2 separate regions of the Homo sapiens genome follow, and region 2 is linked to region 1. A link is a contact called in ENCODE Hi-C data. All regions are on one chromosome and are shown on one strand. The core of a region is the stretch at or near the end of the contact, and the rest is flanking DNA. Distances in the headings are between cores, read along the strand shown. Region 1 holds the start of CDS1 (CDP-diacylglycerol synthase 1). Region 2 holds the start of TIGD2 (tigger transposable element derived 2).

Region 1 (4,909 bases), core at 1,504-4,003:
CATATATGTCTCCTGCAGGGTTCCTTGAAGATGTCCCTTGTCATTTTTCAAGTACCACTCCAACATTTAACACTTGGGAACATTCCTCTGCAGGTAAGAAGTATTTTTTTCACTTGCTAATTATCTGGAGTACAGAGCCTTCTCTCAGCATAAGTCACCAGTCCGGAACAAAGGGAGTGTCATGTTAATAACACCATTATTAAAAGACTACAAAATGGCAATGCATGGGAGTGTATTATAATAGCAGAATATAATGTACCTCCTTCACTTCTTTCACTAATTCCCCAAGAGTTTTGCCTTTACTGCAACTGAACAGGGAAGGCCCTTAATGAGTTTGAATTGACCAAATATTAACCAGCCTCCAGTGTGCAAACTGATTTTAAAATAGCCCTTGACCTGGAAATACAGGTGTATTCAAATACACACCCTGATAAGAAAGGACAGACAGGGATAGAGTTCAATATCTATCAGCTTGCCAAGTCAAAAGTTCCTCATGATAAACTCTAAAAGTAGAGCAGTATTTTAGATATGGTTTGAATATGTTCATCCTTGTCTAAGAAATCTTGACAAAACAGGTTACATATAGCAAAGTCTACTTTCAGAAAACAAAATCCAGCTGGACATGTGTCAATAAAAACCAACAGTACTGCATTGATAAATAAATAAATATGCAGCGAGGTAACCTAGTCACAGATAGCTAGAGACAACAGTTCTAATGAGTCAAATCACACTACAGAAGTAGTTTCCATTTTAAATACATTATGGTGTTAAAAAAAGAAAAAACTTAATTCCGAAGGTATTTTATGCATGGCTTCCTGAACATCTTTTCTCTTAACAAAAGCTTGTTAGCTTTGTCGAGTTAAGGAAGTCAGCATAGAGAAGCTGGTATTTCCTTGATGCTAAACTATACCAGTGCTAAAAACAAAACAAAACAAATCCCAACCTAATTAATTCTATTTTGGGTCTAGTTTCCAAGGCAGTTTTCACAAAGACTATTCTCAGCCCACTGTTCCTAGTTTTGTAACTTCAACCTTCAGTAGCTGGAAATTGTTATATTTTGGGTAATTCCTTGACACTTATGTTTTATTACAGACTCATTTTATTCTACTTACTATCAAGGGTAAGGGGAAAAGTGTCACTACATTGATTCCATTGATTCTAAAGTTTTAGTACTAAGAATCACGTTTACGTTTATTTCGTGATATCATGTGATATGTTCCTATTAGGGCTTTGTAATTTGGGTTACATCAAACTCATCAACATCAACTTTCAGGTGGAATCCTCCCCAAATCAGAACTGCCAGCCAGTCTCAGCAACCACATAAACCAGAAGAAAAGGAATCAGGAAACTTAGATTCTAGTTTCAAGAGCCACGAACTTGACCTTGGGCAATCCACCTCACTTCTGTAATTCAAACTGCAATGCCTGCTTCCAAAGTATGCTTCTAGAAACAGTTTACGTGTTTTGGGTTTCTCAAATAAAATGGAATTTTCTAAACAGACGGTTTGATACAACAATCTATTCTCTGGTCCAATTTCCCAAACCATCCAGTCCATAAGATCATAAAACTGCATTTCTTCACAAGTTCTTACTTGCACCACTATATTACCAAACACGCCCGAATTCCTTTTCTAGCTTTAAACAGATAGTAATATCGCATCTACTTATTCTTAAATGTGAAAGAAGAGTAATCTATAGAAAAGGAAGTGAAAAGTCTTCATGAATTAACGTCGGGTTATATGAAATCTACTGGTAGACAGAAGAATTGCACTGTCTGTCGTGTACTCAAAAGAAGCTGGAAGATTACTATTATGTCACGTGCATGATACTCTAAAACCTCCAAAATCTATCATACTGAAAAAGGATGGAGAAAATGTAAGTGCATATGGGGCAGCGCGAGAAGCCAAGCCTCCCGCGTCAGGATCCGATGAAATGATACAGCCGACGGTGGCACGTCTCTAGTCCTTACTAACTTTGTTCCCTCTACTGAAAAGAGAGGTGAGGTGGCAGCTACTAACTGCACTGCAGCCCCTAGGAGGACAGGTTCCCTCCTGATTCCAGCGTCGGCCCCAGATCCTGAAGAAGGGACCGGAAGAGGATGAAGCTAAACTGTAAGCCGGGTTGAGTGGCCCATTTCTCCCGGGCAGCGGCCGCGGTCATCCTGGGAACCTCACCGCCACTGGGATCCCGGGTCCCGACCCCCTCTGGAGAAGGAGGAAGCAGTGCCAGGCAGGGAGGAAGGTGCACCGGCAGCGTGCAGCCTCACCTGACGCTGGACGGGCCCCACCCTTGCTCTCAAGTGTCCCGCTTCCAACCAGGACCCAGCCAGGGCGCGGCGTCCGCCTCTCTCGGCTCCACTTACTTTGTCGCTGGTGCTCTCGGTTTCGTGGTCGCCGCCGGCCGCCTCTCCCTCGCGGTGTGGCGGCGACACCGCTTCCCTGGGGCCGGGGCAGCTTCCCCGGTGCCTCAGCTCCAACATCTTCCGCTCCCGCGCTGCCGTGGCGGCCTCCTCAAGCACCCCGAAACCTGAGCTGCAAGCAGGGTTCTGCAGGCGGGGCGCCCCGCCACCTCGCAGCCGCGCCCTGGAGTCCCGCGGAGCCGCAGCCACTAACGCGGCCCCACCATAGAGCGGCCGCCGCGCCGGTCACCTCCAAAACGGCATCAACGAGAGAGCGCTCGAGGCCGCCTGCAGCGAGCGCGGCTCCGGCGGAGGTCCCGGGCAGGCTCCGGGCGCCAGGCGCGAGCAGAGAAGGCGGAGACGCGGCCTCCGGTTGCCAGGTGCGCGTCTCCACGCAGAGGCCCAGGTAGGAGGAGGAGAAGGGGCGGGGAGAAAAGGAGGACGCTTGACCCGCTTTAGCGCGGCTCTGGGCTCCCGCCGCCGCGCAGGCCCCTCCCGCCCCGCCCCCCGGAGCCGGACTCGGAGCCGGCTTGTCCCGGCCCCGCACACTTCTCCCTGCCCGGGCCTCCCGCACCAGGTCTCGCGCCGCAGGCCCCGCCCCTCTGCGCTGCACTGCGGTTCCCACAGCCCCGCCTCCCCGTGAGGTGACGTCAGGAGCCCGGCCCGCGACCCCGCCCCCGCCTCTGCGTGCTGGCAGGTGGGGGCCTGAGAAAAGGTGGGAGCGGTGGGGCGGGAGGAGGCTGAGGAGCTGGGAGGCGGAGGCGGGGCCAGCGCGGGCTGGAAGTGAGCGTTGAGAACTTGCAGGCTAGTCCCTGGGCCGCTGCGAGGGCTGGAGGAGCTACTCAAAGACGCCCGCTAAATGTTAACAGCGCTCAACACTGCTGCTTCAAACGCCTCCCCGGCCTTGTCAGCTTGACACGCGCGGCGGGTCGGAGGCTCACTGGACCAGAAACTTGTCTGGCAGGACGGACTGGTTGGCCCCGCGGCATTCCAGCCCAGTGTCATCACCTTGAAAACAGGAGATGCTTTTGCCTCACTGGGCGTCCAGAGGTGCGTCGGCCAACAATTCCGATCACAACCGCAGCGCCGTCTCCCAGAAACTCAGTACTGAATCTCACAAAGGTCACCACCTAGGATCCCAACACAGTGTGAGATGCTATGGGACGCCGTTGCCCTCCAGCTAGTCTCTGAGCAGTGGTGGACCTTGGGCTGCCAAAGCGGGAACAGGAAGGGCACAAGATCTGCATTAATTCTAGTCTTAATCCTGTTAGAAGGTGATTAGTTTTCTTGACATGTATCCGCCACCCGGTCATTACTGACAAGCTAACAAATGAAAAAAAGAGAGAAACAAAGAGAAAAAAGAAAAAAGGCGGGCCTTCACACAGGACAAGGTTCAGGAGAGCACCCTTATAGAAATAGATCAACTATGTAAATTCCTCAAGGTCTTTACTGACACGGTAAAAGTAAGTAAAGTGTTGAAAATTTACTAACAAATGAGCAAAACCAAAAGTCAAATTAGGATGCATTGAAAAGCAGAACACAAAGACATCATTTTACCTCACCAAACAGATCTTTGAAGCTGTGCGGTTAGTTTGGGTTGCACGTTTTCAAAAGGATGTCGAGAAACCATAATTTGTTCCTTATGGGGTGGATAACTGAAATGACAGAGAAGATTTGAAAATAAGTCCCTACTGAACAGAGAACTATGGGGTGACTACATTAATAAATTGTCCAATTGTTTGGAGGATCGGAAATGAAGGAGTGCTTGATAGTGAAGAAGATAATCAGAATAATGGCTGAAGCCAGTAGTAGGGTTTCCATCTCTGGCTACTACCCTACCCTGCATAAAGGATTAGAAGTGCTCCATTCTAACTCTCTGGAAGTCAAGAAGCCTGAGTTCTAGTGCTGCCAATGCCACTAATTGCATGGCCTTGGTAAGTTATTAACCCTCAGTGTCCTCAGCTGTAAACGGATAGTAAGGATGGCCTCTGTGGTCCCTTTTAGCTCTTAGACGATCAGAATCCAGCCTTTGCTTTCCCCCATGGTCCAAGAAAAGGAGACCTACTACACAAGGTACCTGAACAACTTCCTGTTTCCCCTTTGCCTAGTCCTCTCATGGCCTCTTTGACTTTTTCCCTTTGCTGCAGGAGGAAAAAAGAGAGTGAGAGGAGTGACAGAGGGGAACAACAGAGGACAGTAGTGCGTGATAGAAGAAACAGTATTCCCCAACCCAGGAAAAGTGGGACCAATGCAAAGACTGCCAAAATAGAATGTGAGGTTCTACTTACCTCACCTTCCTTAAGCTCTGCTCCTTCTTGTGTTTTAGCTAAGAGAGCAATTTCTTTCAATCTTCTTCATTATAGCTATTACCACTAGTTGAGTGAATAGACTGAGTCCAGACAGCAGAAACTGGCTTATTCATCTTTACAGGTCTAGCTCTTTCCACAGTGCCAAAAACCACCCTTCTATAGGTAACAATGTTTGCTGAAGAGGTGAATGAAGAAATGATGGG
Region 2 (4,909 bases), core at 1,097-3,596, 4.5 Mb before region 1:
TTTCTTCATTTGGACGTGCTGGGGGGAAATCTAAAAGAAGCACTGCTTTTTCTAAAAGTCCCTTGGATTTCAAATGCTTCTGTACCTGTGGCACAAAGTACTTTTCAAACCACTGTCTGAAAACAGACTGTTCTATCCATGCACCTTTTTGACTGTAATATGTCACAGGAAGGTTTGAAAGGTCAGTGCCTTTGAATGCTCGGGGCTTTTTGGCCTTCCCCACAACACAAAGATTAAGTTTGTGTAAACCTGTGGCATTTGCGCAACACATAATGATGATTCTCTCTCTGCTTGACCTACACCCAGAAGTACTTTGGTCAGTTTCAAGAGTTAATGTCCTTGATGGTAGACATTTCCAAAACAATCCAGTTTGATCAGCACCATAAATTTGCTCTGGTTGTAGATTCTCTTTTTCAACAAATTCCTGAAAGCTACCACAAAATTCTCTGGCAGCAGTTTCATCTCCTTTTAATTTTGTTCCTTTACCAGCAGCCTTTGGAATACCATGGCGCTGCTTAAATCGAGTTAGCCAGCCTGACGATGCATTAAAATCACCTTCCATTCCCAAAGCATCAAAAAAGAACTTGGCTTGTTTTGCACAAATCGTTCCGGACACTGGAATCCCATCTGTTTTCTGTTGGTTAAACCACTCTATCATAACTCTATCAAGCTCCTCGTATGTTGATGACTTCATAGATTTACGTTTGGATACTCCACTGGTAGGATCTGAACTGTTTGCATAGTTTATAATCCTTTCTTTGTTCTTTTTAATATCACGAACTGTGGATTCACCAATTCCGTACACCACGGAAAGTTTTTTGAAAGAGATGCCTTCCTCAAGTTTCTTAATAATGTCAAGCTTGTCCTTAATTGTCAACACCACACGCTTACGTTTCCCCAACATTTTAAGTGTCTAATATTTTAGGTGATTACTAGAACAAGATAATTAACAACTAAGATTTGAATACAAAGCAACTAGAAAATGAGTTCGTAAGATTCCTCCTCTCACTTCTAGGGCCTAGATGGATAGTGACCAATTTCCTGACAAGGTCTACGTGAATCTACTTGCTATTTTAAAACTTACAAACTTCCTACAACAAAGCCTAGCGCCAATTAACTCTTATCTTCTATCTTTCTTCCTCCTCAGGGTTCAGGGTCTTTCATGAAGTGCAATCACACTAGAGGCTAGAAACTGTACTGGTAAGGCTTCTAAAACAGTACTATTGCATACTCAATTCTTGCCATCCTTGCAGGTAATGTTCTTTGCCAGAATAGCCACTAAATCTCAGGTGGAAGTATTTTAGGAAATGTGCTAGGGAGTAAACAGTTTAAGTCAAGAGAGGACTTGCAAACTTGACATACAGGAAAATACAATGGGAAAACTCACCCTCTGACTATGTGGTCTTTGTCAAGCAGTGGATTGTATGGAATGCTGTCTCTCTAGGCACGGACTCTGCTATAGGTTGCGCAAGTGAGTGCTTGTGGAAATCATACGCAAGAGAAGATGACCCGGACAGAAGTGAACAGTGCAAATAAGGTGAAAGTGGAACAGGCAGAAAACTCTACTTTAAAAGCGACTTAAACCTACTAGATTTGGCAGCTGGAAAGGAGGATAGTGGACATGTGATGTCACATTACTAAAGAAAGCATCAAAAAAACTGCATCGGTGGAAATGAGGACCCAAGGTAGAGGCTATGGGGTGGCAGGCTCGGTGAAGATGATGTTACAATAATCCTGGTGAAAGACGATCCTCGATGGACCAACAGAAGCAGTTCCTGTGGGGGCTGTAGAGATACTCGGAGGCTCCGAAACCTAAAGGAAAATACCAAAAACATTTTCTTTCAATTCAACATCAGGATCTGTGGCATTATCCACATTTATCCTGCAACTATGTTGAGAAAATTAACGCCTCCTATCAATGTGATAGCTAAATACGACAAATAATGCTTTCAGGCATAATCTGGGGTGACAGAGAGAGGGACCTGAAGAGCCTACCTCCTGAAATTAAGAGGTCAGGGAGAAGCCGTGTTAGCGAGGGCCTCTCCCCGCTGGGCGAGCTTCAGAGCGCGGGACGTCTTTCCTCCCGCGGAGGGAGCCCGGATTCCGCCTGGACGCCGGCGACCAGGATGTCACTGCTGCAGCCAGCCAGCCAGCGGGCGGCCGCTTGGCACAGGGAACGCCAGTCCGCCGGCCCCGGGCATCGCCCTGGGACCGCCTGCGCGGCGCCCAGACCACACTAAGCGCAAATGGAGTCTCCTGAGGCAGGCTGGCACTGGTGGCCCGGCAGCGGCGAGGGACGAGCGGAGAGGGACGAGCGTCGCCGCCGGAGCCGGAAGGCGGGGGATTAGAGAGCACGCGCGCGCCCCCGCAGAACGTTGTGCCGGCGAGGGGGCGGGGCCTGCGCGGGTGAGCGCACGCGGCCCGGGGGAGGGGACTCCGGCGAGCGGGCGGGAGGGGCGGGGGCCCGGCAGGGGTGCGTCTCTAGGCGCTGCGTGGGTTCCACTCACCGCCTGGCCGTTTCGGGGCCGCAGTGCCTCCCTGGCCGGCAGGGGGAGGCACACGCTCGCCTTGTCCTGGCGCTTTTCCCAGTGGCCCGGCTCTGCCGACGAGGCTCTTTTCTCCCTAGGGGGAAATTTTAAAATCTCACCCCCCCAGTGCTGGGGGGAAAGCGGAGGATCCTCGCGTGCCGGGAGCGGGCTGCGAATGGGGCAGGGCGAGCGCACGTGGGGCGTGTTTACAAACAGCAGCCGCGCCGCCTTGCGGAGGCGGTCCAGGTGTCGGAGCCCAGAGTCAGCGCGCGTGGAAAGTGCTAGCCCGAGCGAGGATCATGAGGCACGGTAGGAGCCGGCGGACGTGGGTTCCGGGCAGGAGCTGGGGCGTTCGCTCGGCAACACCCAGCCGGACAAGCCCAGGGTGCCGAGGCGCGGCGGGCTGCGGTAGAGCCGAGTGTCGGGTCAGCGCTCCCCGGTGCTGATGCTCCGAAACTCGTCACAGTCGCTGTAGAGACGGACCCTTTGCAAAATCGACAGCACCTGGGAGACCCTTGAGCCAGTGGGAGGCGTCGTGGTAAATTTCCTGCCGTGCCTCGACGCCCGGGGCTTCTCAAGTGGAATCGGGGAATTGCGCTTTGACTGATACTCCCTTTATTTGTTTCCAACGGAGACATCTGCGGAAGGGTCACCGCCTTCCTGGAGGAGAGAGTGGTGCACCTCCACCTTGCACCACCTGTTTCCTGGGAAACGCGGTCAGGCTGCCTTCCTTTCCGTCTTGTGTGTGCGTGTCAGTTTGAAAAATTGGAAATTCTTCAGTGAATTATCTCTTCCATATGAACATAAATGTAACCTTTTCGTTAACACAAAGTAACATAGTAATTCGTCATTTCTTTGACAAGGCCATATACTGTTTCTGGAATTTCAGAAACTTGGAGATGGAAATCAAAGCGAGCATACTGTAGAAAACAGATGTTGATTCTAAGCCTTCTGTTTGACTCCGCCGCCAAAACTGCTCAATTGCCTTTCTCAACATAGCAGCCTTCCACTATCTGGCATGACAGAAATTCTTTGATCTAGTTATGTTGTGAGGTTGTAAGTGGCTTTTGGAGAATACCTGCTTTTAGACCTCCCCTCTTCCCTGCCTTCCATTTGGCTTCCAACAAGCCAGTCCCTTTCTGGAAGTCCTGGTTGCCTGTTTTGGGTACATTATAACTTACTTCATGGTAGTTTTATATAACTTTACAAAATATTCTTATTTTCCCTGATACCTGTGAAGAGCGTGAAAGACTGCTAGAACAGCACTTTACCGACTGCCACCCATGTGGAAATGAGGCAGCCTGTAACCAGATGTCAGCCGCCTGCCTTTCCGCCTCTCCCCCGAGTCTGCTGGAGTAGCTGTGTCCCAGGATATTTAAATACAAAGGAATCCTGCCTCTTACTCTTCCTCTCTTTTCCACAGTATCTCTAGGATTTAATTTTCTTCCAGATACCATTTGCATTTTTCTCTGTTCCTCCTGGATTCTCCAGTTTGCTGTTTTATGTCTTATAGCTGTTCCCTTTTTATCACCTTGTGTAAGTTCAAATCTGGATACAGCCCACATTTCTAGATTTTCTCAAAACACCGCTTGACTCAAGGCAATTGTATTTAGTAGACTTTTACTAAGATTTTACTCAAGGCAATTGTGTCTTTACACAAAACAGTTTTATTGGGCAAACTTTCTCCTTTTGTTGGGGGAAGGGGTGGCTAGTTGTGGCAGACATATTACAGCACAAGGGGGAGAGGACTTAGAATGTTAAGAATATGTATATATACACACATATATATATAATAAGAATATATGTATGTGTATGTATGTGTATTTTTGAGACAGGGCTTCTCTCTGTTGCCCAGGCTAGAGTGCAGTGGTACGACCATGGCTTGGGCTCACTGCAGCCTCAACCACCTAGGCTCAAGCAGTCCTTCTGCCTCAGCCTCCCGAGTAGCTGAGACTGTAGGCTACAGGTGCGTGCCATCATGCCCAGGTAATTTTTGTATTTTTTGTAGAGATGAGGTCTTGCTATGTTGCCAGAGCTGATCTCAAACCCCTGGGCTCAAGTCATCCTCCCACCTTAGCCTTCCAAAGTGCTGGGATTACAGGCATGTGCCATCCTGCCTGGCCAATAATAGATTCTTAAGGTGGTGAAACTACTCTGTACAACTGTAATGGTGGGCACATGTCATTAAACATTTGTTCAGATGCACGGAATGTACAACACCAAGAGTGAACCCTAATGGAAACTATGGACTCTGTGATAAAAATGTTTCAAGGCAGGTTCATCAATTGTAACTGATGTTCCACTCTGGTGGGCAATATTGATAATAGGGAGGTTATGGATGTGTGGGGGCAGGGAGTATGTGGGAAATCTCCCTATCTTCT

Evidence for each region. A loop is a pair of places that touch in the nucleus more often than their neighbours do. Pooled maps may share reads with other maps.
Region 2: a map of CD8-positive, alpha-beta T cell shows a loop between it and region 1 (24-fold over the local background). The contact joins the promoter of TIGD2 here to the promoter of CDS1 in region 1. A Hi-C loop is called at or near these places in 2 of 168 maps with a recorded cell type or tissue (CD8-positive, alpha-beta T cell and naive thymus-derived CD4-positive, alpha-beta T cell) and 7 of 50 pooled maps.

Annotation. Positions count from the first base shown.
Region 1 is chr4:84,580,971-84,585,879 of GRCh38, reverse strand. CDS1 (CDP-diacylglycerol synthase 1) reads right to left here and starts at 2,753. Exons shown (of 13, transcript NM_001263.4): 1 at 2,362-2,753. The coding sequence starts at 2,478. LOC102723338 (a long non-coding RNA gene) reads left to right here and starts at 3,659. Exons shown (of 8, transcript XR_007058460.1): 1 at 3,659-4,331. RefSeq lists silencers at 2,797-2,896, 2,937-3,146 and an enhancer at 2,007-2,960.
Region 2 is chr4:89,108,970-89,113,878 of GRCh38, reverse strand. It overlaps TIGD2 (tigger transposable element derived 2), which reads right to left and starts at 2,346. Exons shown (of 2, transcript NM_145715.3): 1 at 1,996-2,346; 2 at 1-1,812. The coding sequence starts at 904. RefSeq lists a silencer at 2,089-2,538 and enhancers at 2,619-2,698, 2,729-2,838.